Regions from separate parts of the Mus musculus genome. Here regions 1, 3, 4, 5 and 6 are each linked to region 2. The links are chromatin loops, found by intact Hi-C in ENCODE. Cell type or tissue: heart. All regions are shown on one strand. Region 1 overlaps Anxa6 (annexin A6). Region 2 has its middle 9.5 kb from the start of Ccdc69. Region 3 overlaps Slc36a2 (solute carrier family 36 (proton/amino acid symporter), member 2). Region 4 overlaps Tnip1 (TNFAIP3 interacting protein 1). Region 5 overlaps Tnip1 (TNFAIP3 interacting protein 1). Region 6 has its middle 13 kb from the start of Hint1.

What was found. Hi-C counts contacts between places; a loop is a spot of excess contacts. Peaks named below come from ENCODE experiments on the same cell type or tissue, not always from the same donor. Only the 100,000 strongest peaks of a DNase experiment are listed, where the experiment ranks them.
Region 1: it touches region 2 in a loop (6-fold over the local background); 17 of 42 quality-filtered maps call a loop at or near these places.
Region 3: it touches region 2 in a loop (5-fold over the local background); 15 of 42 quality-filtered maps call a loop at or near these places.
Region 4: it touches region 2 in a loop (2.3-fold over the local background); 6 of 42 quality-filtered maps call a loop at or near these places.
Region 5: it touches region 2 in a loop (2.4-fold over the local background); 6 of 42 quality-filtered maps call a loop at or near these places.
Region 6: a loop joins it to region 2, with 3 times the contacts of the local background. A loop is called at or near these places in 7 of 42 quality-filtered maps.

The regions. Positions count from the first base shown.
Region 1 is chr11:54,996,670-55,000,669 of GRCm38, reverse strand. It overlaps Anxa6 (annexin A6), which reads left to right. Exons shown (of 26, transcript NM_013472.5): 13 at 817-875; 14 at 2,057-2,135. Among named protein-coding and RNA genes, the nearest start is that of Gm19911, 21 kb to the left of the region's middle. In heart, a CTCF peak has its summit at 2,239 (motif pointing left); a DNase peak (open chromatin) is centred at 2,149; H3K27ac peaks cover 1,420 bases.
Region 2 is chr11:55,085,664-55,089,663 of GRCm38, reverse strand. No RefSeq gene overlaps it. Among named protein-coding and RNA genes, the nearest start is that of Ccdc69, 9.5 kb to the right of the region's middle. In heart, CTCF peaks have their summits at 2,492 (motif pointing right) and 3,961; no DNase peak of the experiment used is centred here; H3K27ac peaks cover 2,278 bases.
Region 3 is chr11:55,156,972-55,160,971 of GRCm38, reverse strand. Slc36a2 (solute carrier family 36 (proton/amino acid symporter), member 2) reads left to right here. Exons shown (of 10, transcript NM_153170.3): 10 at 1,357-2,504. The coding sequence ends at 1,628. Among named protein-coding and RNA genes, the nearest start is that of Slc36a3, 7.3 kb to the right of the region's middle. In heart, a CTCF peak has its summit at 1,957 (motif pointing right); a DNase peak (open chromatin) is centred at 1,971.
Region 4 is chr11:54,934,721-54,938,720 of GRCm38, reverse strand. Tnip1 (TNFAIP3 interacting protein 1) reads left to right here. Exons shown (of 19, transcript NM_001199275.2): 5 at 656-774; 6 at 2,180-2,260. Among named protein-coding and RNA genes, the nearest start is that of Tnip1, 26 kb to the left of the region's middle. In heart, no CTCF peak of the experiment used is centred here; a DNase peak (open chromatin) is centred at 1,710; H3K27ac peaks cover 743 bases.
Region 5 is chr11:54,925,946-54,929,945 of GRCm38, reverse strand. Tnip1 (TNFAIP3 interacting protein 1) reads left to right here. Exons shown (of 19, transcript NM_001199275.2): 9 at 728-851; 10 at 3,153-3,242. Among named protein-coding and RNA genes, the nearest start is that of Gpx3, 25 kb to the right of the region's middle. In heart, a CTCF peak has its summit at 1,997 (motif pointing right); DNase peaks (open chromatin) are centred at 2,015 and 2,372; H3K27ac peaks cover 2,778 bases.
Region 6 is chr11:54,877,288-54,881,287 of GRCm38, reverse strand. No RefSeq gene overlaps it. Among named protein-coding and RNA genes, the nearest start is that of Hint1, 13 kb to the right of the region's middle. RefSeq lists an enhancer at 1-2,102. In heart, a CTCF peak has its summit at 1,719 (motif pointing left); DNase peaks (open chromatin) are centred at 17, 1,207 and 1,667; H3K27ac peaks cover 1,830 bases.

The DNA.
Region 1 (4,000 bases), 89 kb after region 2:
GCCAGGATGCTGTCCCAAGGGCAGTGGGTATCCACAATCTGCAGAGAAGTTCACTGAAGAACACAAATGAGCATTAGAAAACCCTGGAGCCTGCTGGGTGACTAATGCCGTCTCAGGGGTAGCCATCCCGTGAGGCCTTGCCAAGAGATTGTCAGATGTAATAATTTTATAAGCTAATGGGGAAAAAATTTAGTTTGTACTCATGAATGATATCCAAAGAGGATTTTTTTATGGGTATCATGCACTGAACATTCCATGGGGAAAAAAGTTTGGGAAAATCTAGAATAAACAAAGATGCTGTTGCACAGGGCCTTTACCTGGGAACTTCTCACAGCCGTTGTCTTTTGAGGTCCATTCCAAAGCGTCGAGGGATAAGCCGTCTCTATTAACATACGGCTTGGTCAAATATTTGTTTGATTTTGAGCATTTTCCCGTGGGTGTGTTTATGGAATTCTACTTCCAGGAAATGGTTCCCATGGAAGTGCTATATATACCTGGGAGAGTGGAATGTCAGGGCCATGGGGAAATAGCATCTCAGAATGCCACGTCTAGTGAAGTCAGCATGGCGGCCAGCTGTTATCACTGGGAAGTATTTCTACCACAGGAAAGGTGGCAAACAACACACGCCAGAGACTTGTTCCTTCCTGTCTTTCCCAGAGCTGGTTGCTGGATAGTGACCAGCCATACACTGTTGGGGGCCTGAGCCACTGCAGGCAGGAGAAAAGGGGGAGCTGGTGTAAGTGTTCTGCCTCCCCTTCTTGTCCAAGAAGAGCCACGGCTGTGTTTGAGGTCACCTTTTCTCCTCTCTTTCCCCAGAATGATACTTCCGGTGAATACAAGAAGGCTCTGCTGAAGCTGTGTGGAGGAGATGATGAGTAAGTGACTTCTAGGCCCCAGGATGGAAAGACGGCCTGACTCTTCCAGCGCCTGTCCCAGTGGATGGGTGGATTGCATGAGCCTGGGTCTCTTTTGAGGCTGGAATGACAAATGAGGGAAAGTGACCCTCAGTATTCCAGTCTCTGCTGTCTTGGGGACCGTGTGTCTGAACAAGTGTGGCTACTATATATGGAACTCTCTGCTCTGTGAACTTGGAGGTCGATCTGGTGTCTGGACTGGGGATTAGAATTCAGGGGACTTAAGCTGGTCATGGTGGCACACGCCAGAGCCAAACAGATCTCTGTGAGTCCAGACTGGTCTATGTAACAAATTCCAGACTAGCCAGGACTGAGTAGTGAGACCCTGTTTCAAAAACTGATAGGGGAAGGAGCCAGGGGAAGGAGCCAGGAGAAGCAGGTCTGGGAAGCCCACCTGTAAGAAAGCCTAGGGATGAGGATTGGCCTGTGACTTCCTATGGCTTCTTCCTATGACTGCCATGGGTTCTGTGGAGAGCCTGGCAAAGAGATGAGGTGGCAGGTGAGCTACAGGGACCCTTCCTGGAATATTAAACTAGGTGACTGTGCCATAACACAGCCAAATTTATACCGAGGACATGGTGGGTTCTTAGACTCCCTTCTCCAGGGTTCAACAGTCAGTTAAGGAAGGGACATAAGGGCTTCCTGTTGACTATGCTCACTGCCACAGAGGCCAGAAATCCCTCCACACACACTGGCCCCTCACATGGCCTGGTGCCTTGCAAAAAGGTAAAGGGATGAAGCAGCCATGCCCTGCCCTTGGCTTATTTGGAAGGGGATTTGCACAGGAGTCACCCTGCTGTGATGAACAAAGAAGAGGTTGAAGGACTGCCCTACTTGGTCCTGGACCAACAAGGCTGCTAGGGAAAGCCCCACTGCATGCATAGGTTAGAGGGAGCTTAGGGGAAGCCAGAAGAATCGTGGCACTAGAAAGTCCTCGGATGAACTCATGCTACAGAAGAAACAAAGCCAAACAGGTCTGTGTTAGTGTGTGTGTGTGTGTGTGTGTGTGTGTGTGTGTGTGTGTGTGTGTGTGTGTGTGTGTGTGTGTGGTGTATTTGGCATAAGAGTGTTCTAGAAGTATGGGGTGTAGCCCATGATGACATTCCCTCCCATCCTCTCCCCGAACCCCTCCATTGTTCCAGTGCCGCTGGCCAGTTCTTCCCGGAGGCAGCACAGGTGGCCTATCAGATGTGGGAACTTAGTGCAGTGTCCCGAGTCGAGGTCAGACCCTCCCCACTTCCTGCTTGATCTCCTAATCACTGGCTTCCCCTTCTGCTTGCACCTTGCCACTGTACGCTGGTTGGCCCCTAGCTGCCCTCTGGTGGCCAACCCGAGCTGCGGCATCTTATATCTGAAGTTTCCAGATCTCTGCGCTGGTTCGTCCTAACAGCCCAGGGAGCATCCTGCCTGCTCTCCACTAACAAGGCTTCCTCCAGTGAGCCCCGAGGTTCCACGAGGGCCTCTGCATCCTGGGCCTGGCAGTTGGGCTTTGCATCCTGAGAGCAGAGAGGGCACTCCTGCTACTGTTGTTACTGCAGGATTTCGGGGGGTATACTCCTGAGCACTGTCACACCCAGGGGTCCACACTGGACGGGACAAAAGGTTTCACACAGGCTCCTGGCAAACTACTCCAGATACTGCTGGGTCCTCACCTTCCCTCCTGGCCTCTATGCCTGAACCTTTCAAATGAGGGGGTTAGACATGGCAGTCCTGGTGGCCTAAAGGCTCTTGAACGCTGAACTTCTATTCTACTCTTCCCTAAATTTGAAGGCAAATGCTGCCACTGAGGGAGACCTCGGGTTATCTGAGGAATGAGCTTGGCTTGGCCGATGAAAGTGCCTCCGCAAGTGTTAAGTGACACCCAAGCTCACAGAGAACCTACTGCTTTTCAGTTCCACCAGCCTTTCTGATAAGTAAAGAGAAAGCGGCTTGGTGCCACATCTGTGCTATACGAGGCGCCTGCCCTTTTACACCGAGAGCCGTGGCTTTGGCAAGCAGTAGCACCTTAAATTTGGTGACCTTTAACTTAAGTGGGGGCTAGTATTACATTCATTTTTATGAATTGGCATCTGTTAATAACATAGGATAATTTTTTTTCTAATTTGTGATAGTATATAAAGTATAAAATTATTTTTATCATAAAACTAGGGATATAGCTCAGTAGTAGAGCATTTGCCTAGCAAACACAAGATTTTTGGTTTAATTGCGACCACTGAAAAATTATTTTCACCTATTTATTAATTTGATAATACTTCTTAAATGTCTATTATATGTCAGGGACTTGTTAGCATAAGAGGAGATATACATATATACAAAAGACTAGGTGTGGTGGTGCATGCCTTTAAACCCAGCACTCAGGAGGCAGAGTCAGGTGGATCTCTATAAGTTTGAGCCCAGTCTGTTCTATGTAATGAGTTTCAGGCTAACCATGGCTACAGAGTAAAACTCTGTGTTAAGGAAAAAACAAACAAAAAGACAAAGATCACACAGTATGATGGCACATGCCTATAATCTCAGCACTTAGCAGGGAGTGGCAGAAGGGTCAGGAGTTCAAGGACAGCCTTTACTTATATGTAGTTTAGTTTGAAGTTGCCTAGGCTACATGAGATCCTGTCTTTTTTTTTTTTTTTAATTGCCTTTTATGAGTATTTAAACGTACTTCAAAATAGATCTATCCAGAAGGTGTTGTTTAGCATGTCAGACACTCCCCCCTCACCCCCGCCCCAATTATTCTAAATAAAACTGTTTAAGCAAAGGTCAGACATGGTGATGAACTTTAGTTCCAGCATTCAAGGAGCTAGAGGCAGGCAGATCTCTGAGTTTGAGGCCTACATAGTGAGTTCCAGGCCAGGCAGAGGGACGTAATGAGACCCTGTCTCCAAACAGAATAAAACAACTGCAAAGCCCAAAAATCACTTAAGCAAAATTAAAAAGAAATAGCAGATATGGAAAGCAGCAGGAACGTCATTGGGTCAGGACTAAAATCTGGAAACCATTTCTGCTTCTGAGTCTTTGGGCCTCGTTATGGGGAGCCATGGCTACATCAGGCATCGGGGCCCTGGGGCAGGGTGAATAGGATGCTGAGA
Region 2 (4,000 bases):
TCTGAATTCTTTCTATAGACCAAGGAGCCAACGAGATGCCAGGGCAAGGTCCTGCTGACATTCCAGTTGGGTAGGTAGTTCCATTTTTGTTCAGTCACATCTTTATATGGTTACCTGGCTCTCCATTCCTTATCCCAGTCAAAGAAAAGAAAGAAAGAAAGGTCCTTGGATCTTTTTATAGAGGATGAGGGGTTTTGGTACCAGAGACTGACCACAGGCCTTCCTCACATGCCAAATGACCACTCCACCACTGAGCTGAATCCCACACTCAGCCCTCTTCTATGATTTTGACATTAAGACAGGGTTTTGTTTTTAAGACTTATTTTTATGCCGGGCGTGGTGGCACACACCTTTAATCCCAGCACTTGGGAGGCAGAGGCAGGCAGATTTCTGAGTTTGAGGCCAGTCTGGTCTACAGAGTGAGTTCCAGGACAGTCAGGGCTACACAGAGAAACCCTGTCTCGAAAAACCAAAAAAAAAAAAAGACTTATTTTTATTAACATGGATGTGTGTGTAGGGTTGGGAGTATCGCCTGTATGCAGGTGGTCAAGCAGGCAGAAGAGGTTGTCCTGGCCCTCTGGAACTAGAGTTACAGGCAGTTGTGAGCCTCACAATGTGGATGCTGGAAACTGAACTCTGTTCCTGTAGAAAAACAGCAAGTGCTTTTGATCACTGAGCCATCACTCCAGCCCTGAGACAGGGTCTTGCTGCAGGTGTTTTTAGGGCAAAAACTCAACGTTAGCAGCCCCATCTACCTAGGCTCTGCCACCTGCCTCACCAGTAGTGAAAAAAATAATACGGTAGGCAGTAGTGGCACATGCCTTTAATCCCAGCACTCAGGAGACAGAGACAGGAGGATTTCTGAGATGGAGGCCAGTCTGGTCTACAGAGTGAATTCCAGGACAGCCAGGGCTACACATAGAAACCCTGGAGAGAGAGAAGAGAGTAGAGAGAAGAGAGAAGAGAGAAGAGAGAAAACAGATTTACTCAGTATGGCCACACTTGTTAGAAGAAAAGATAGAGGGGTCCAGTAGCCCCAATTCCACTTTGGGGGTACTTAAACGAACTTTAGATATAAGGAGAGGAAGAGCTGGGGTGGGTGACATCCTGGGCAAGGTGTTGACATTGTCTCAGCTCTTGTTCCTCAGGGTGGTCCAAAACTGTCACCCTTGAGGCAGTAGTTGGGCTCCCACAAGATGGCTACCGCTTCAGGGTATGCCCCTGCCTTTGTGTACAGTTGCCCTCATCCAGGGATCCACGGTGACTCTGAGGGAAGATTAGGACAATGATGTCGTTCTGGGACTTCAGCCACAGTAAAGAAGACAGGCAGGAAAAAGAAGAGATGTCCGGCTGACTGGTCTCTATGGCCCTGTGAGAAGTCACCACTTAGAGGAACAGACGGTCAGCACCCGTGTGCCCCCTGAGCTAGGATCCCAGCCTTGCTTTTCTCTTGTTAACGTGACTTTCAGTGTGGGATCTAAGTTCTTCCTTTGTTATGTTGAGATACAGTCTAATGCAGCCCAGGTTAGGGTGGTCTGAGATAGCCCCTTATGCCCCAGTTTTCAGCTCTGCACTGGCTGGGAGTGACAGACCTGTGAACTTCTTGCACTCCACTTAAAGCAAAGCTTGGGATCACACCCAGATCCTCAAGTGTGTCACACAGGCCCTCAGTTACCCGCCTGCCATCCGTCATCTTTGACATGGGAGTGTAGACTCTGACTTTTATGGTGGACTAGAACAGTATTCTGGCCAGGCAGTAGCAGGTGTCCAGGTTCAGCTAACTTTGCCGTCCTTGGGTAAAGTCACTATTTCTTTCCAAAGAAAACCACTGGGCGACTGTCCCTTCCCCCTCTGCTTAGGACAACAAGCAGGAAGGATCATGCCTCAGTCCTCCCCAGGATGAGGGGAAGGGATTCCTCTGTGCCTCAGAAGGGGTCCAGGTCGGTATTGTTACATCAGATCGGTATTGTTACATCAGATCGGGAATCGAGCTCTGACAAGTTGCCCAAGAAGAGGCGGGTTATTTTGTCTTTTTTTTTTTTTTTTTCCCCAGAGTTGAGGACTGAACCCAGGGCCTTGCACTTGTTAGGCAAGTGCTCTCCCACTGAGCTAAATCCCCAACCCCGTCCCCATTTTTAACTCTCCTCTTCCCAGAACCCTGATCCAGCTGCTTTCACAGAAAGCTGGGTTGAGAGTTAAGAAGTCCCTTCTTAAGCCTTGAGAGCTGGATTCTGAGACGAACCACATCAATTTACCTACCAATAGTAATAAACCCTTGGCGAGTCCTCTGCAGTTTCCGGAGCACTATGAAGCTCATTCATTCATTCATTCATTCATTCCTCTAGCATTTGCCAGGCAGGGCAATACCAGGGCATCCAGCTCTGAGATTGCACTACGGACTGTGCCTCAGCAACTTCACCCGCTGTTGGCCTCAGGGCTGCTGGGATTTCAAGCCTGTTCACAGCCATCATCAGTACACGTTACTTTCCAGCAGAGGGCGCCCGAGGCCCAGCTCGTCTCGGTTGAAAAACACTATGGCCTAATTGGATTTTCCAAGACTAAGAAGGAAAACTGGATTCTTACCTGAACTCTCCAAACTTTAGGGTAAGCAGCTAGTTGCAATCTTCATGAAAAACTTCATGAACTAAAATAGATGCGTAGGACAGACGAGTCCTAAAAATCCCAGGGAAAGAAAGAGATGTTCATTCACTCAGGTTTGGGAAGAGACCCTCAACTCCTGACTTTGATCCTGGTCCTCTGGTCCTTATGCCTATGTGGTCCCCAAGGAGACCTGCCTCTACAGCTCCAGAGTGCACGGCTTCGGAGAGCCAGTCGTACTGTGAAACCAGAACAGGAGGCACATTGTTAAGGATACCTTATTGCTAAGTCCCATCTCCGACAAGAATAGGTTTTTTTTGGGCTGGAAGGATAGCTCTTTGGTTGCTTATCCAGAAAACTGCACCCACATAGCAGTTCACAATCACCTGTAACTCCAATTCCAGGGGATCCAATGCCCTCTTTGAACTGCCTCAGGCTCCTGCAGATATGTGGTGTGTGTGTGTATGTGTGTGTGTGTGTGTATGTGTGTGTGTAGACACATAAAAATAAACCAATAAATAATTTTTTAAAACATTCTATTTCTAGTTAAGAGTTTCTGTTTCTTAAACCTGATGTGCCCTGCAAAACCTGTTTTTTTTCAAAGATTTATTTATTTATTATATGTAAGTACACTGTAGCTGTCTTCAGACACACCAGAAGAGGGCGTCAGATCTCGTTACGGATGGTTGTGAGCCACCATGTGGTTGCTGGGATTTGAACTCTGGACCTTTGGAAGAGCAGTCGGGTACTCTTACCCACTGAGCCATCTCACCAGTCCGCAAAACCTGTTTTTAAGCTAGACTGCTGTGGTGCATGCCTTTAATCCCAGCACCTGGAAGGCAGAGGCAAGCAGATCTCTGTAAGTTTGTGTTTTGTGTCCATCCTGGTCTATGAAGGGAATTACAAACCAGCTAGGATTGCATAGTGAAACCCCTTTTCTCAAAAAACAAAACAAAAAAAAAAAAAAACAAAAAAAACAAGTAAACCATGAGGTATTTTAGCTCTGGCTGTCCTGGAAGTTGCTCTATAGACCAGCTTGGCCTCGAACTCGCAGAGATCTACCTGCCTCAGCCTCCCAAGTGCTGGGTTTAAAGGTGTGTGCCACCACCACCCAGCTATTTTTGCTTTTATTCTTGCTTTTTTTTAATGTCTTTTTTTTCTAATAGCCAGTTATCTCACCCCTGTAAACACACTTAGAGTTGTTTTCATTTAACCTTATGGGTCTTCCCCATAAAAGGGACCTCAAAAACCTAACCCAAAGCTGCTCCTGACTTAGGTTGCAGCTCCAAAATAAAGCTTGGTCAGTTGTGGAATTGGTCTTTCTCCTTGAATATTTGGGATTAACACTACCACCAGGAGCCCTGTGGGCTGGGGAGGTCGCCAGGCGGGAGGGGGAGCAGAG
Region 3 (4,000 bases), 71 kb before region 2:
GGGACCATCTGAAACTCCCACTCCCTTTGGGCTTGGGGGTTGGTGGGTTTTGCTGAGACCCCATATGGGGCAAATCTGGTTCCTTCATTCCCTGGTTATAGAGAGCTACCCCTTTGGATCTCCTAGCTGTAGCTCACAAATGAACACTGGGTTGTCTTAGTCTCTCCATCTCCAGAACCCCAAGTACTGAACCTAAGGGGTTAGAGAACCCCGCCAACAACACAATAGGAACACAAACTGTTGTGAGGAACCCTCCAAAGATGACCACCATTTATAGCCAGGTGAAAGTCTTTATTCCAGCAGGCTGGGACTATACTCAGGTATTTGGGGACTCAAGTGTAGCCTCAAACATTTAGAGCAAGTGGCTTATAGGCAAAATCTACATCCTGGTGTCTTACACAGCAGCTGAAGCGGGACAAGGAGGTTGAGGCTGGGGTTTGCACAAACAGGCAATTTAACAGAAACTAAGATAAATAAACCGAGACATCCTGGCCTCAGGTTCCCAGAATAGAATTGAGTGACTTTTCGTGGAATTCTCCATCAAAGAGATCAAAGTCTAGTTAAACCCAAAATGGCCTCCGCAAAAATAGAAGATGAAGGAACCTCTGCATTGCCTTGCCCTGTCAGGGCAGAGCTGAACAACAGGAATGGGCAACACCAACCACGAGTGAGCCCTCCTGGAGAGGACTGGCGCCCTGGGAACACTTCGCTTTCTCTTTTCTTTCTTTTTTATTTATTTTTTTACATTTGTTTGTTTGTTATTCATATGTACATGTTGACACATGTGTATAGGTCAGAAGACAACTTGCAGGAGTCAGCCCTCTTCTTTTACTATGCCCTGCCTTCTCTCTGTCTCTGTCTCTGTCTCTCTCTTTTCCTCCCTCCTCCCCTCTTTCTTTCTTTCTTTCTTTCTTTCTTTCTTTCTTTCTTTCTTTCTTCCTTCCTTCCTTTCCTTCCTTCTTTCTTTCCTTCCTTCCTTTTTTCTTTCTTTCTTCCTTTCTTTCTCTACGTTTATTTATTTCCTTTTTATACAGTCTCACATATCGCAGGTTAGCCTCAAACTAGACTATGCAGCCAAAAAAATCCTTGAGCTCTGGATGCTCCAGGCTGCACCTCCAAGTCGCTGGGGTTATAGGTGTATGTTGCTGTGCCCAGTTTTCATGGTGCCGGGGATAGAATCAGGGCTTCACACATTCTGGGCAGGCATTCTACCAACTGAGCTACATCCGCAGCCCTCAATTTTTATGTGCAAAGCTGAATTTCTGAGGGAGGTTTGGTTTCTCTTAAAGACGACTTCAATAACAGCCTTTAAAGTAAACCTAGGACTCTCCATCTGTCTCCCTTCATCTCCCACAGGCATGCTGGCCATCCTCATCCCACGCCTGGACCTGGTCCTCTCCCTGGTGGGCTCTGTGAGCAGCAGCGCCCTGGCCCTCATCATCCCGCCCCTGCTGGAGGTGGTCACCTACTATGGAGAGGGCATTAGCCCCCTGACCGTCACCAAGGATGCCCTCATCAGCATCCTGGGCTTCATGGGCTTTGTGGTGGGGACCTACCAGGCCCTGGATGAGCTGATCAAGTCCGGGAACTCTCCCGCCCTGTCCAACTCCACCATGTTTATTCAGTGACAGAGCCTCTCCTCGCCCACGGTGACTTATGTTGTCTATGAATTTTTTCACTTTGCCTTTTCTCTGGTCCAAGACAGGAAAAAACAAAACAAAACAAAAAACAGGTGTAGCATATCCCCAGTACCGTGTGTGTGTGCGCGCGCGCGCAAAGGAGATGGGGGCCATCTACACCGCATACAAGGTGTAGATAGATGGTCATTAAAAACAAAAGAAATGTTGGTCGTTCTCTAGTTTTCCACACTGTGGAGACCTCACCTGTGGAAACCGCCATCTTGTTTTTGTCATTTATCTGCTAATTTCCTGCCTTGAGTGGAGCTATGCAAAAAGCAACCACTAGGCGGCAGCAATAGCCAGCTTTTGGCAGAAGGTAGTCTCTGCCCGCTGAGGCTTTGGTTATTTCCTTTTCCTGACCATGATGGGGAACACTGTGCTCAAGGCAGCATCAAGATGGAGGGGGCCAGGGCCAGTCACAATGCTCAGATAAAATGTCACCATCTATGTTACAGATAAGTGTGTTGAACTTTCTAAACCACTAAGTCTTAGCCCAACTCAGAAATCCAGCAGTGAACAAGAAAAACATAGGGTCATGCCTATGGGCCAGGGGCAGCAGACAGAGACATCATTGGAGTCGTTTTTTTACTTCTGAATTCTTGCAATGAACATCTTCTGTTACCTGTCGGGCACCAAGCATAATACAGGGCTCTTATATAATAGTTTGGGTAAAGGTGTTATAAAAACAAGAGCTTATATAACATTGTAGCTTTGTGTACCCAACAGTAGAGTCTACGGGTCATCTCCTGAGTCTTGACCTTGTAACTTGCCATGGTCAACAGTAAAAGTGTTACAAATGGAAATTCGATGATGGCTTCCACCCTGAGACTGCCTTCTCTTTCTGCTTTGTGGAGCTGATTTTTCTTTAAAGTGTGTGTGTGTGCATGTGTGTGCACCAGAGAGAATGTTAAGTCCCCTGGAGCTGGAGTTACAGGCAGTTGTAAAACACTTAGTTCCTCAGCAAGCACTCTTAACCACTGGGGAATCTCTCCAGCCCTGCTTTCCACATCATGGATCTGAGAACACCAAGTGAAATGGAGTGTGTGACATCGTGCCCAGTCTCCTGGAGGATAGGGGACCATATGGAATAGAAACGACTCATCATGATCGAATGCCACACCAAGATCAACCAGCCTGTTTCTAGACACACGTGTGAAGCCATATGGACAACGTCCGCAGTAAAGTTGACCAGATCATAAGAACTGTGTACATGAGAGTCATGGCTGTAGCTCAATGACAGGGCATGTGCTTGGTTACCTGAGACTCTGGGTCTCATCTCCAGCACTGTGTACTGTGTGTGTGTGTGTGTGTGTGTGTGTGTGTGTGCCAAGAAGATGGGACCAAGATGACCAATGTGAGCTAGTGCCCATGAGCCACAGAGGGAGGAACAGAATACACATGTAGTTTCCGTCCCTTTGGTGTGCGGTTTCATAGGTTCTGGTGACTCTCTCTCAGGCACTTGCTGTTACCTATCTCATTGCTGTGAGAGAGGCGACTTGAAGCAGGAAAGCTGTGCCTTGGCTCACAGTTTGAGGCTCCAGTCCATGCTGATGGAGAATGGCACCCAGGCAGCCTGTCACATGACAGACACAGTCAAGAAACAGAATCGCCAACACTCTCAGTTCTCTCTCTTTTCATTTAGCCCAGGACCCCAGCACACTGGAATGGTGCCGCCCACATCATTACCCTAGTCTGGTCACAGGCTTGCCCACACGCTTGCCTCCTGGGCGGCTCTAGATTCTGTTTAGTTGACGGTTAATTGTGCCACTGGGAAAGAGGTCAGCTTAGCAAATGACACCTGCCTGATTGAACCGGCTCCTGTGTGTCCCCACCCTTCCATATTTGTGTGACGTTCAGAATATGTAGAGGGGACATTTGGGATCATCCCAATTCCCGAGGCCTGGTCTGCTTCTTCTGTGTCTTACTTTCCACACATTGAACCTCTGTGAGGTATTTCCACATTCCCACTCAGACGGGGGCAGGGTTGGCTGTCCACATGGAAACCCCAAACCCTTCAGAGTCCCTGCTGGGAGATGAGACTCCAAGCCTGGGCAGTGCTCAGCAGTCTGCCTTTCCAGGGATGGGCCATCTATCATCCCCATCCTTGACTCTGTGACAGACCTAACGGAGCCCCAGAAGAGTGGTCTTCCTCCCCCTGCTCGCACTTGGTCTCCACAGACAAGCCCCTATTGTATAAGATAATTGAGTTAATCTTTTTTTTAAAGATTTGTTTTTATTTGTGGTGTGTGCGCGCCGTGTGTGTTATATGCACGGATCCCTCAAAGGCCACAGAGAGTCTCCTGGAGCTGGAGTTACGGGTG
Region 4 (4,000 bases), 150 kb after region 2:
TCCCGAGTGCTGCACGCCCAGCATTGAGTCCAGGTTTTACAGTTGCTAGCAGAGTGACTAGTCAAGTTGATGACCTTGCCAGACCCTGGTTTCCTTTCTTTAAAACAGGAATGCTACGAGGCTGCCATGAGAACACCGTAGGGAGTTAAGGCTCAGTGGGTAGAATGCTCACTAGTGTGCATGTATTCAGCTGCTCGGAGTAAACTGCACGGTGGCACATGCCTGTAACCCTGGAGTTGGGAGTTGGTAGCAAGAAGATAAGGAGTCCAATGTCATCCTTAGCTGCATACTGAGTTTGGGGCCAGCCTCTGAGCTGCGTGAAGCCAAGTTTGAGGTCAACATATGTTACATGAGCCTCTCTCAAAACCCGAAAGAAAGCACTTGGTTAACTGAAAATTCTTTCTAGATCCCTGAGGCAGAGAACCATGACCACCTTGGAGTTTTCCTAGTAACTAGGTCTGCAAAGGGGTCTCTGCCCAGGCTCTGGACTCCATTACCCAGGCCAGGCATTTCACGTGACTTCTTGTCTTAAAGGGACAGCCTCCCTTTTCTCTAAATCAAGAGGGAACTCAGTCAGAGGGCTTCCATCTTCCTGGGGGCTGGGTTCAGGCGTCTTCCCTTCTAGGTTTCTTTAGCCACAGTCTTGATTTTCCAGGACAGGATACAAAGGTCCAGGTACATCCTGCTACCAGCACTGCCGCCACCACCACCGCCACCGCCACCACGGGAAACTCCATGGAGAAGCCCGAGCCAGCCTCCAAATCTCCGTCCAATGTAAGTTGCATTTGGAGCTGTGACTGGTTACCTAAAGCTCTTCCCGCCACACATCAGTCTGGAGCGCTGGGATGGGACAGCTTGCCATTTTGAGGTGAAAGTCATGGTTCTCATGACCAGGAAGGTCCTGATCAAACAAGGAGTTTTCTCTCATTTCCTGAGCTATCTAACGTGACCATGCTCACTAACTGGGCACAGACACATACTTCCAAGATGCTCAGAAACCATGTGCTGCAGGCTCAATGGAGAAGTGTAGCCTGGCATCATAGGGCCAGATCCTTCAGATGGTCAGAAGGTGGGTCTTTTCCAAGCTGAGACCACAGATGGGGTCATGGTGGCTCTGACTGGTGGCCAGCTGGGCTGGTTTCTCCCATCTGTCCTACCCCATCCAGGACAGGGAAAGCAGGTCAGGAGGGTGTTTTTGGTTTGGGGGTTTTTTGGTGGGGTATGAAGGAAGAGGTATATGCGTGGAGTGTGTTCTGGTGAGGACAGAGGAGGGCATCAGGTCTCCTGCTCCTTGCTTTATCCCTTACATCTCTTCACTGAACCCAGAGCTTGCCATCTCCAGATAAGCCAGTACCCCAGGGATCCTCTTGTCTCTGTCCACTCCCGTGCTGAGCTGTGAGTTAGGGATGCCCAGCTGTGCTGTTTATATGGGTGCTGGGAAATCCCAAGTTAGGTCTTCCTGCTGGTGTAGCGAATGTTCCACCCACTGAGCCATCTCCCCAGCCCCAGTCACGCCACATTTAAGGGTCTCTTAGAGCCAGGTTCAGATGAACTCTGGGCTCCTCAGCTGATTGAACAGCCAGTGAAGTCTGCGCCTTGGTTGATGACACATTGCAGAGCGGCCTTAGTGTTCTCAGGTCAGTCCTCTCCTGGGATGACCTTTGGGTTGAGTTGGTGAGGCTGGTGCAGGGCCTCCCTTGGTGGTGGCTGTAGTAGCTGCTGCCAGCCAGGGTGACAAGAGGCACCTGAGCCCAGGAGATAGCTTGGTTGCTTTGGCAGGATCTGCCAGCTTGTGCAGAGTCTTGGCTTGTGTGTTGACTCTGTGAACTTGGTTTCCTCATCCGTTCCAACACACACACACACACACACACACACACACACACACACACACACACACACACACACAGAGAGAGAGAGAGAGAGAGAGAGAGAGAGAGCAAATAAATAATACTGTTTCAAGGTTGGCTCGACCCACACCCCTGTTTCACTGATAAATAATGGCCATGGAGGGGTATGACCTCAGATCACAAGGAGGGTGATGGCAGTCCTGTGGTTCTTGGGTGATCTCATGAATAGTGTGTGACTATTGCCTCTAGGAACTCTGCACTGTTTGCCCTTCTGTCTTCCTTGGGGGCAGGGTCCGTTTATCATGGGCAGCTACTAACTTCCTTCTACCTAGGGCGCCTCCTCGGACTTTGAAGTGGTCCCTACTGAGGAGCAGAATTCACCCGAAACTGGCAGCCACCCTACGAACATGATGGTGAGCAGACAGGCATCCCCGCCCCCACCTCCAGCACATCCTTTTCTTTCCTCTCTGTCTGTCACCTGCCCTTTCGTGACACGACACTCAGATCCCTTGGGTCCCCTGTAGTTACATGGGGGACACAGAGGGGCTATAGCATGGGGTGCTTCTTACTCTCATATGCAAATCCCCCGCTGGTGACTTCCCCAGCTTGGGGCACACAGGCACCCCACTGTTGTGAAAGCCTGGGCCACTTGCCAGCCCCACTGGCCTCTGGACCAATCACCTTTCTGTCAGTTACAGTGACTCAGCCTCTTGGGTCTGTAGGTGTGGAAAGGGTCGGCCTGGTGCTGATGGGAGGGGTGGGAGTGATTTACCCTTTTGTGCTTGTCCTTGGCTCCTCCCAGGGGCAGATGGCCCGGAGGTTACACTTTGTGTTCACAAGTGGGGTGCACGCGTTTCTCCAGCTTCGGAGGGGCTGCTCAAATCCACATTCCTACCTTGCAGTGTTTAACCTTAGTCCAGCCGTGCAGTCCTTCTGTTCTTTCTTAAAATGCCAGACTTGGAGAGCTGCTGTGAAAGATCTTCAAGATTTGTCAGAGACCTTAAAGTCCTGTCTTTTCCTCATCCCTCCCTCCTATTTAATGTTTGCTTTATTCTGTTCTGTTTTGCTTTGTTTTCGTGTGAGGCAAACCTCTTGCCTCTTCTCCTAAGTCCATACCATGAAGCATGCCCCACTATAGACCATTAAACTGTTGCTATGCCAGCTCTACTTGGCCTCCCCTTCACCTGCAAACACCACCCCATCTCACACCAGCATTTAACCTTCAGTGCTGAGAGGATCGCCCTGTCAGGATGCTCTGTGTTTTGTCTCCTGGGACCATATGCATCTCGTCCTGTTCTGTCCCTGAGGACTGAGACATGACTGAGAGCAGGCGAGGTTCCCTCGCTCAGAAAGGTTTCAGCGCGCAGTCATGGGCTGATAACTTACCTTTTCCATTAAAGTCTGTCTACGCCAGCTCAGGAGTACACCAACTCCTGCTGGAAGCTTGTAGGCTACTTGGAGAAACCTGAGCACTTGATACACCTCCAGAGATCAGCCCTGGCCACTCCTAGTCCTTTGTGGTAGGAAAGGGACGTGCAATTGGAGACTGATTCTGCTTTTTTTTTTAATTAGAATGTGATGCTGATAGGACACAGGCCGAGCATTCAGTTGCCCAGAGCTCACTAGCAGGTCCTAGAGCCCTGGGTTACAGTGAGAAAATCCCAGTTGTAGGCCTGGCTCTGCCACTCTGCCATGTACTGACTGGGCTGCTATGAGCAAGTTCTCTGTCAGGATACATCATTGTCTCAGCCTGAGGGAACCGTAGCTCCCTGTGGCTCTGCTCTCTGATTCCCTGAAGTATTGGGGTTTGGGAGGAATCTGCTGGGTGATTCCTTGCCTGAACTTGGGGGTTGTGGTTGGGGGTAGGAAGTGGGTGGGTGGGTGGGGGGAACTGCTGGGTGAGTCTGTGAACTATTTTAGAGGAGGGGATCCGGAGGTGATGAAGAGTGTGAACATTTGGGGTAGATCAGGATATATAGAAATGAGGTCCACAGAACCCTGGGGTCTTGCAGGGGGCCTTGGGCAGGAGAAGGTTGGGAGGCCTAGTTAACGCCTGTCTATGAGCCAGGATTGAAAGGTCCCACTGAGATCCTTAGGACTGCTGTGGGTATGACCAGGGCTGTGGCTTCAGTAGCAGTGTTCTAGAGGGAATG
Region 5 (4,000 bases), 160 kb after region 2:
CAAACATCCTGAGTACCCAGCACTGCCTACCTCATGAACTTAGGGTTTCACTTTCACTTATTATTTCTGCTTGTTTCGTTTGGAATGGTCTCATTCCATAGCCCAGGGAACTCACTGCGTAGCTCAGGCCGCCTCAGACTCCATAGTCCAGCTTCTGCCTCCCAAATGAACGTTGGAGTCATAGGTGTGCGTGCCCACACTCAACTTTGCTGGTAGCCTTTCCTGCTGTAAACTGTAAAGAAGGTCTCACCCAGAGCAGGGCCTGTACTCAACACTAGAGAACCATGAGAGCAGATCCAGTGGGATTGAGTCCCTGGTGGGTGTGAAGATGGCTCTATCAACCCTAGCTCTGAGCCAGAAGCTTGCTCTTTCCATGTTAAAGAGGGGGGGTGCCAGGTGCCGGTGAGTGAGCATGACCTACTGCACCGCCCAGGCTCTGCCTGCGTCAGCTGAACCAGGACACTTGACTATAACTGGAGGGAGGGGCGGAGCTTTCTTAGAGAACAAGATCATAGAACTGGAAGGTGCCAGGTGTGGAGACAACCTACAGATGGGGGAAATTCTGCTGTTAAGGATTCTCATGCAGCCTGCACACCTTCTGGGTGGCTTACAGATGCCCTTTTGGTCTGGTCGCACCGCAGCAGTGCCTTTGACAGCAGATCCTTGGCTTTGCAAGTGTCTTAACCCAGGGCTGACATTGTGACATCTCCACTTGTCTCTTATCTAGGGAGGAAAACACGGAGCTCAAGAAACTGTTGATGAACAGCAGCTGCAAAGAGGGACTCTGTGGGCAGCCCAGCTCCCCAAAGCCAGAGGGTGCTGGCAAGAAGGGCGTGGCTGGACAGCAGCAGGTGTGTATCCCAAGCTCTCAAACCCAGGATCTGCTCTGCCCCTCGCTGAGGGAGCACATCTCCTCCTACACACATTCCAGTGGCAGAAGGTTCTGCCTGGTAGACTCTGTTTCCTGGTGCAGCACCTGCCTCCGTGGTATGACCAGTCCTTGGCTTTTTGTTCTGTCTTCACCCCACGTGGAGTATCCCGTTCTCTGAGACACGTGCTCAGAGCTATTGGCAGTCAAATTACATGGCTCTGCCGCCCACCCTGGCTGCTTGCTTCTCCCGCTTGCTGACTTGGATTGTCCAGCGGCTGCTCATGGGAGTTGGGTTTCAGTGTTTTGCTCATTCTGGGTACCAATACCTTGATGCATTTTGTCTTGTCAAAGTCTCCTTCCCAAAAGTCAGGTTAGTCTCTAAAGTGTCAGGGCTCCTAAGGGGATTGTATTAAGCTTGTGAGATCGCAACTTAGAGCTCTGCATGGAGAGGAAGACTGGTCTGGGGATGCCTCAGCTCTGGCCCACACCCCCACACCTCCAGGCCCAGCCCTGCCACACAGTGAAGGCCAAGTGTGCCTTGCTCCACTCTCACCATCCCTCAGGCTCCTGTAACCCAGTTGTTTACCTCCTCAAGTGAGTTGCAGTCAGTTGCAACATAAGCCCTAATGCCAGCTTTCTATGTAATATAGTAATGACCTTGGTCACTCACTCCCCACCCCGGGGCAGTGATGTAATTTACCTGCAAAGCCATGAGCTCACTTGGGCTCTTTTGCCTGAAGGGATGTCTCTTCCATGTGCGGGGCCAGCAGGAGACTTGGAGAGGTCATGTGCCATCATACAATTAAGATTCTTCTGTCACCTCTCAAGCAGATGTGGGGGTGGCCGGCTGAAGAGCAAAGCCTTCTCGCTCTGCCTCTCGCTGGCATTGTTGCTCACTGTTGTAGCCATGGTTGGTCTGAAACACACTGGGTAGATCAGGCTGGCCGTCAGCTCACAGAGATCCTCCTGCCTCTGTTGGGATTAAAACTAAGTGACACATAGCCTTTAGCTGTTGCTGTTGACAGTGAGCTTCCTGGGGCAGGCATCTGCCCTTTTTGAGGCCACCTTATCAGATAGATACCCTTTCCTCTCCAGGTGGCATGGTATGTTTACAGGACATAGCCTGTAGGGGGCACCAGAGGCTCACAGGCTCTGCTTCCAGCCTCTGCCCAGCCTGTGGTAGGACATAGAGAGTTGATGGGGCCAGTGCAGAACAGCTTCTGGTCTGAGCAGACACTGGCGACAGTCACTGCACGTGCACTTCTCGCCTTGTCCTGTGGTTCTTACCTCAACACCTCAATTGTTCAGTTTTAAAACATTTTATTTTGAGGTAACTTTAAACTGAGGCAGAAATAGTGTGGAGTTGTGTTCCCGTACTCCCTCCGTCTTCCCTGGCTGGCTTCTATAACCGCAGACCTACCTCACCAAGCATCTTACATAACTGTGGTTCTTACCAGACTGGGCACTGCCGTCAGCAGCGCTGTCCAGATGCACCCATCCTTCACTCCCTCCCTTTCTGCCTTCCAGAATTGAATCCAGGATCCCACGTGGGGTTCCTATCACAGCTCCTTAGTCTCCTCATTTCGGCGACGTGGCTCAGCTGTCCTGGTTTCCATGACCTTGGCACTTTTGAGTTATGCTGGCCGGTTGTTTTGCAGAATGGGTTTTGGGTTTAGATTAGATTGTGGTTGCAGAATTTGGAAAGAATCTCAGAGATGGCATGTTGTGCACACACATCTGCACATGCGGGCTCTCGGCACATGTGTCTGGGCTCGTGATGCTTGCCAGCCTCCATCACACTTTCACGGCGTTTATTTTATGTTGGGGGCTGCATGCGTGTATGGAGGTCTGAGGCAGTTCTCTCCTTCCACCATAGGCTCTGGAGATTGCACTCAGCTCATCAGACTTAGAGACAATCGTGTTCACTCACTGAGCCATCTCACTGGCTCCTCACAACTTCTAAAAAATATATAAGCCACGCCTTTTAGGTTAGGGGATTCGGAGTTGTTGTGGGGTTGACCAGCAGGGCCTCAGAGTTAAAGTGGGGAAGATGGCTGTGGAAAGAGCTGGTGAGAGGATGTGAGGCTGGCAGCCACAGTATGCATCAGCAAAGGGGAATGTTCCTCGTGGGCTTCCAGGAGGAGGAGGTCGTGGCTGAGACATGGCTGCTGGGTGGGAGGAGCAGGGAGATTGGAGACAAGGGGCTGAGGCCCTGGGAGAGCACTGGGCTGGGGAACGAAGTTTTATCTGACACTTTGGTGAAGGCTCTGTCTCTCCCTAGGCCAGTGTGATGGCGAGTAAAGTCCCTGAAGCGGGGGCCTTTGGAGCAGCTGAGAAGAAGGTGAAGTTGCTAGAACAGCAACGCATGGAGGTAGGTGGCCAAACTGGGAGGTCAGGGACGAAGGCCCCACCTGGCTCTCTGGTTCCTGTTGGGCCTAGATCACCTTAGAGAGTTATTGTGGAAACCATTGAACCATCTGCCCATGGGATAGATGTCTGTCCTCTCGGGACCAACCACAGGGATCACTGAGGAGACTGAGTTTGTGGCACAGGCTGAAATTATTTGGGGACCTTAGGGAGCTGGACAGATGGCTCAGTGGTAATGGTGCACGCAGAGGACCTGGGCTCAGTTCCCAGGACTCTCACATACCAGCTCACCACTGCCTGTAACTCCAGCTCCAGAGAGTCTAACCCCTTTTTCTGGCCTTCACGGGCACCCACACTCACCACATATAGATGCAGACCCGTATATTAAAAGGGTGAGCCTAGGAAGGCTAAGGTAAGCTGGACACGGGAGAGGTGGTGGTCAGTCAGGACAGTCGGCATTGGAGACACATGCTGCAGTGGGAGTGGCTAACAGTGAAGGAAGCTCCCACACCCTTGGCAGCAGCATTCTCTGTCTCCCAAGCCCCTCCCCACCTCCAGCCCAGGCCACTAGCCTGTCCTTGTCCCTCCTCACACAGTTGAGGTCTTCCCGACCTCTTCTTCCCCACCCCTCTTTCTTCACACACATCTGAAGTCTTACTTACATTCATATTCTAGATTGACTCATCTCTCAGAAGGAAAAGAATGTTCATTATGTAATGAACCAAGAGTCTCCCTCCAGATGGCTGCCGCTGACATCAGCTC
Region 6 (4,000 bases), 210 kb after region 2:
TCCGTTGCTTTTGTAGTTATCTTTGGCTAGGATTATTTTAACAACCCCCTAACTGGTGCCTCTGTTCCATGACACAGTGCACCAGATTAATCTTTTACAGCACCCATGATGTCATTTACTTCAGTTGCAAACAAAATACAGAGGAATGCTCTTGTTTGCCTGGTTTTCCTGCTGTGCTCAGCCTGTGCCACCAGACCTGGGAGTACTGTTTCCTCAGACTCCTCCCCTGCCTAGGCACACTGACCCCCGAAGTCTGTCCTTGCTCTGTGTCCACAGCCACAATCTTTTGTGGGCCTGGGAAATCCATATTAAGATGTGAGTTCTGAATGGTATATCGCTCAGTCAGCTCCATGCTTGCTCAGAGTGTTTAAAGTTGTCTTTGTCCATGTTTGCCAAAGTTGTCATGCCTTGCCCAACAAGACATGAGCCAAGTGAGGTACCACAACACCTGCAGTTCTAGTACTTGGAAAGTGGAGGCAGGAGGAGTAGAAGTCACAGGTCATCTATATAATAAGTTCAAACCAGCCTTGGCTACATGAGATCCTATCTCAAGAAAAAAAAAAGATTCTAATATTTTGCCACAACAACCTAGTCATCACCCCTCCCTTTTTGTCTCCTTTTTTCCTTCCTTCCTTCCCTCACTCCCTTCCTCCCTATCATCGTTTGTTCCTCCAAGCCTCATACATGCTAGACAATCCCTCTATCACTCAACGATATCTTCATCATTTTTGCCCAAGCGGGCTTTGAACTTGTGCTCCTGCCCCAGCCTTCTTGGTAGCTGGGGCTTTAAGCCTGCCAATACAAGTTTCTCTCTTTTAAGGTTTTAATTTTTATTCTTGTGTGTGTGTGTGTGTGTGTGTCTGTCTGTGTGTCTGTCTGTCTGTCTTTTATGATGCCTTTGGGTGCCTGCCTAAGAGGGTATTGAATCCCTTGGAGCTGGGGTGATAGGAGGCTGTGAGCCATTGGACACGGATGCTGAGAACTGAACTGAGGACCTCTAGAAGAGCAGCAAGCATTTCAACCACTTGCTAGCTTTGGTACAATTTCTTAACCATACTGACTAGCAGCTTTCTTCCCTGTAAAACAGAGCGTGACACTTCTATGTCTCAGCAGTGTCTGTCACCGGTCACGCACCCCTTAGCTCTTATCTTCCCTCTTTGATAACGCCGTGCACAGCATCACCAGCAGCTTGAAGGCAGAGTGAGTTTCCTGCCTTCTTGGGCCCTTGTTTATTCTGCTGTGTGACCACTGGTCTATTTGTGGATGAATTCGTCCTCACACCTGATAAGGACTGCCGAGGGACGGGAATCTTCTTATTTATTCCTGTATGCTCCAAAGTGTCCCCGGTACTGTGCCTAGGAGTGAATTAAATGCAGATAGAAGGCAACATTGCATCCTGGAGTCCATACCCTACACTTACTCTGCCATCTCCAGTTTTCTTATCCATATAAAGGAGATAATATTAATGTTTTAAAAATGAGACATCATTCGACTGTGGGGTTCCAGGGGCCAGGAACTCACTGTGCAGACCAGGCTGGCCTCAAACACACAGAGATCTGCCCTCTTCTGCCTCCTTAATGCTGGGATTAAAAGCCTGAAGCCAACACTCCCAGTGAGGATGTTACTATTAATGCCTGCCCACAGGGTCAGGGTAAGCTGTGTACGCGCATGGGCTTCCTTAAAGTTTAAGAAATCTTAGCATGGTTGCTTGCTGCCTCCTTGTGGAGAAAGTTCAAATCATCATGAAATATTCCTGTGATGATCTAGCAGACACATAACTCAGCACTGAAAACAAACCAAGCCTCAAATGAGAACCTGGGCCAAACAGATCGTCTGACTACAGTGAAATAGATGTCTATAGCATAATACCAAGAAGAGATCTCCTTATAAATGACAACACATTTATTTTTTTTAAGAATTTATTTATTATTATACATAAGTACACTCTAGCTGTCTTCAGACACACCAGAAGAAGGTGTCAGGTCTCATTACAGGTGGTTATGAGCCACCATGTGGTTGCTGGGATTTGAACTCAGGACCTCTGGAAGAACAGTCAGTGCTCTTAACCGCTGAGCCATCTCACCAGCCCGACAACACATTTATAAAAATGAAAGGTCGACAGGCCAAATGTTGGTGTTGGATGATGAAAATCAGTTCATTTCACTTTCATTTTCTTTCTGATTTCTTACTGGTGTTTCGTTTTTGAGAAAGGGTCTCACCGTGGCTGACCTTAAACTTGCTATGTAGCCCAGGCTAGTCTTAAGCTTGCAGCATTTCTGCCTCAACTTCCTTTTTATACCTATTTGTCTTGATTCTCTAGAGGAACAGAACTCACTCGTGTGGGCATGCATGGGTGTGACTTATAAGAATGGCTTACCAGCTGTGGAACAGCTAGTCTAACAATGGCTGTCTACCAATCAAAGGTCCAAGAATTCAGTAGTTGTTTGGTCCATGAGACTGGATGTCTCGGCTGGTCTTCAGTACATGCCAGACTCCTGAAGAAGGAGCATCTAATGCCAGTAAAAGAAAGGACTTGCCATTGACAGCAAGCAAGCAAAAGAGAACAGCTTCCTTCTTCCATGTTCTTTATATAGACTGCCAGCAAAGGGTGTGGCCCAGATTTTCCCACCTCAAAAGATCTGGGTTAAGTCCGGCACTGGTGGCACATGCTTTTTTTTTGTTTTTAAAGATTTATTTATTATTATACATAAGTATACTGTTAGCTGACTTCAGACACACCTGAAAGGGAATCAGATCTCATTATAGGTGGTTGGGAGCCACCATGTGGTTGCTGGGATTTGAACTCATGACCTTCAGAAGAGCAGTCAGTGCTTTTAACCACTGAGCCATCTTGCCAGCCCTGGCTCATGCTTTTAATCCCAGTACTTGGGAGGCAGAGGCAGGCGGATTTCTGAGTTCGAGGCTAGCCTGGTCTACAGAGTGAGTTCCAGGACAGTCAGGGCTATACTGAGAAACCCTGTCTCGAAAAACCAAAAAGTGGGTTTTCCCACTTTTAATGATTTAGTTAATAAGAAATCCCACACAGGTGTGCCCAAATGCTTGGGTTTTACTCCAGATGCAGTCAAGGTGAATAGCCACCATGAACAGTAGTGACTCTGAATGTAAACTGTATATCACGTGATATCATTGAACTGTTAATTTGCCTAAATAGAAAACTGCTGTGGGGACATCAAGATGGCTTACTGGGGAAAGCCACGGGCCACTAAGCCTAATGACCTGAGTTCAGTTCTCAGGACCCACATGATAGGAGGGAACTGACCCCATGTGGAATGCATGATACAGCATGTATGTGCATGCACACATACAAATAAAATGTAATAAAGTATCTTTTAAGCCAAGTGGTGGTGACATACACCTTCAGTCAGGTGGATCTCTGTAACTTTGAGGCTAACCTGTTCCACAGAGTGAGTTCCAGGACAGCCAGGGCTGCACAGAGAAACCCTGTCTCAAAAAACAAACAAAAAACCAAACAAACAAACAAACAAACAACCAAACCACCAAACAAAAAAAGTAGGGCCTGGAGAGACAGCTCAGTTCTAAAGGACATTTGCCAAGGCAGAGGACCCAGGTTTAATTTTCAGTATTCACAGAGCAGCTCACAAACATCTGCAACTCTCCTGGAGATCTAAATGGCTCTTCTGGCCTCTGTGGGCACCAGGCATACACATGGTGCATTTACATGCACATAGGAAAACGCCTATACACATGAACTAAATAAGTTTAAAGATCTTTTAAAGGTTTGTTTTGTTGTTTTGTTTTGTTTTTTGTTTGGTTTTGGTTTTTTTGAGACAGGGTTTCTGTGTAGCCCTGGCTGTCCTGGAACTCACTCTGTAGACCAGGCTAGCCTCGAACTCAGAAATCCACCTGCCTCTGCCTCCCAAGTGCTGGGATTAAAGGCGTGCACCACCACTGCCTGGCTAAAGATCACTTTTAAAAAGAGAAAACAGTTGTAGGTTTACTGAGAAATGTCCTTGTCTTG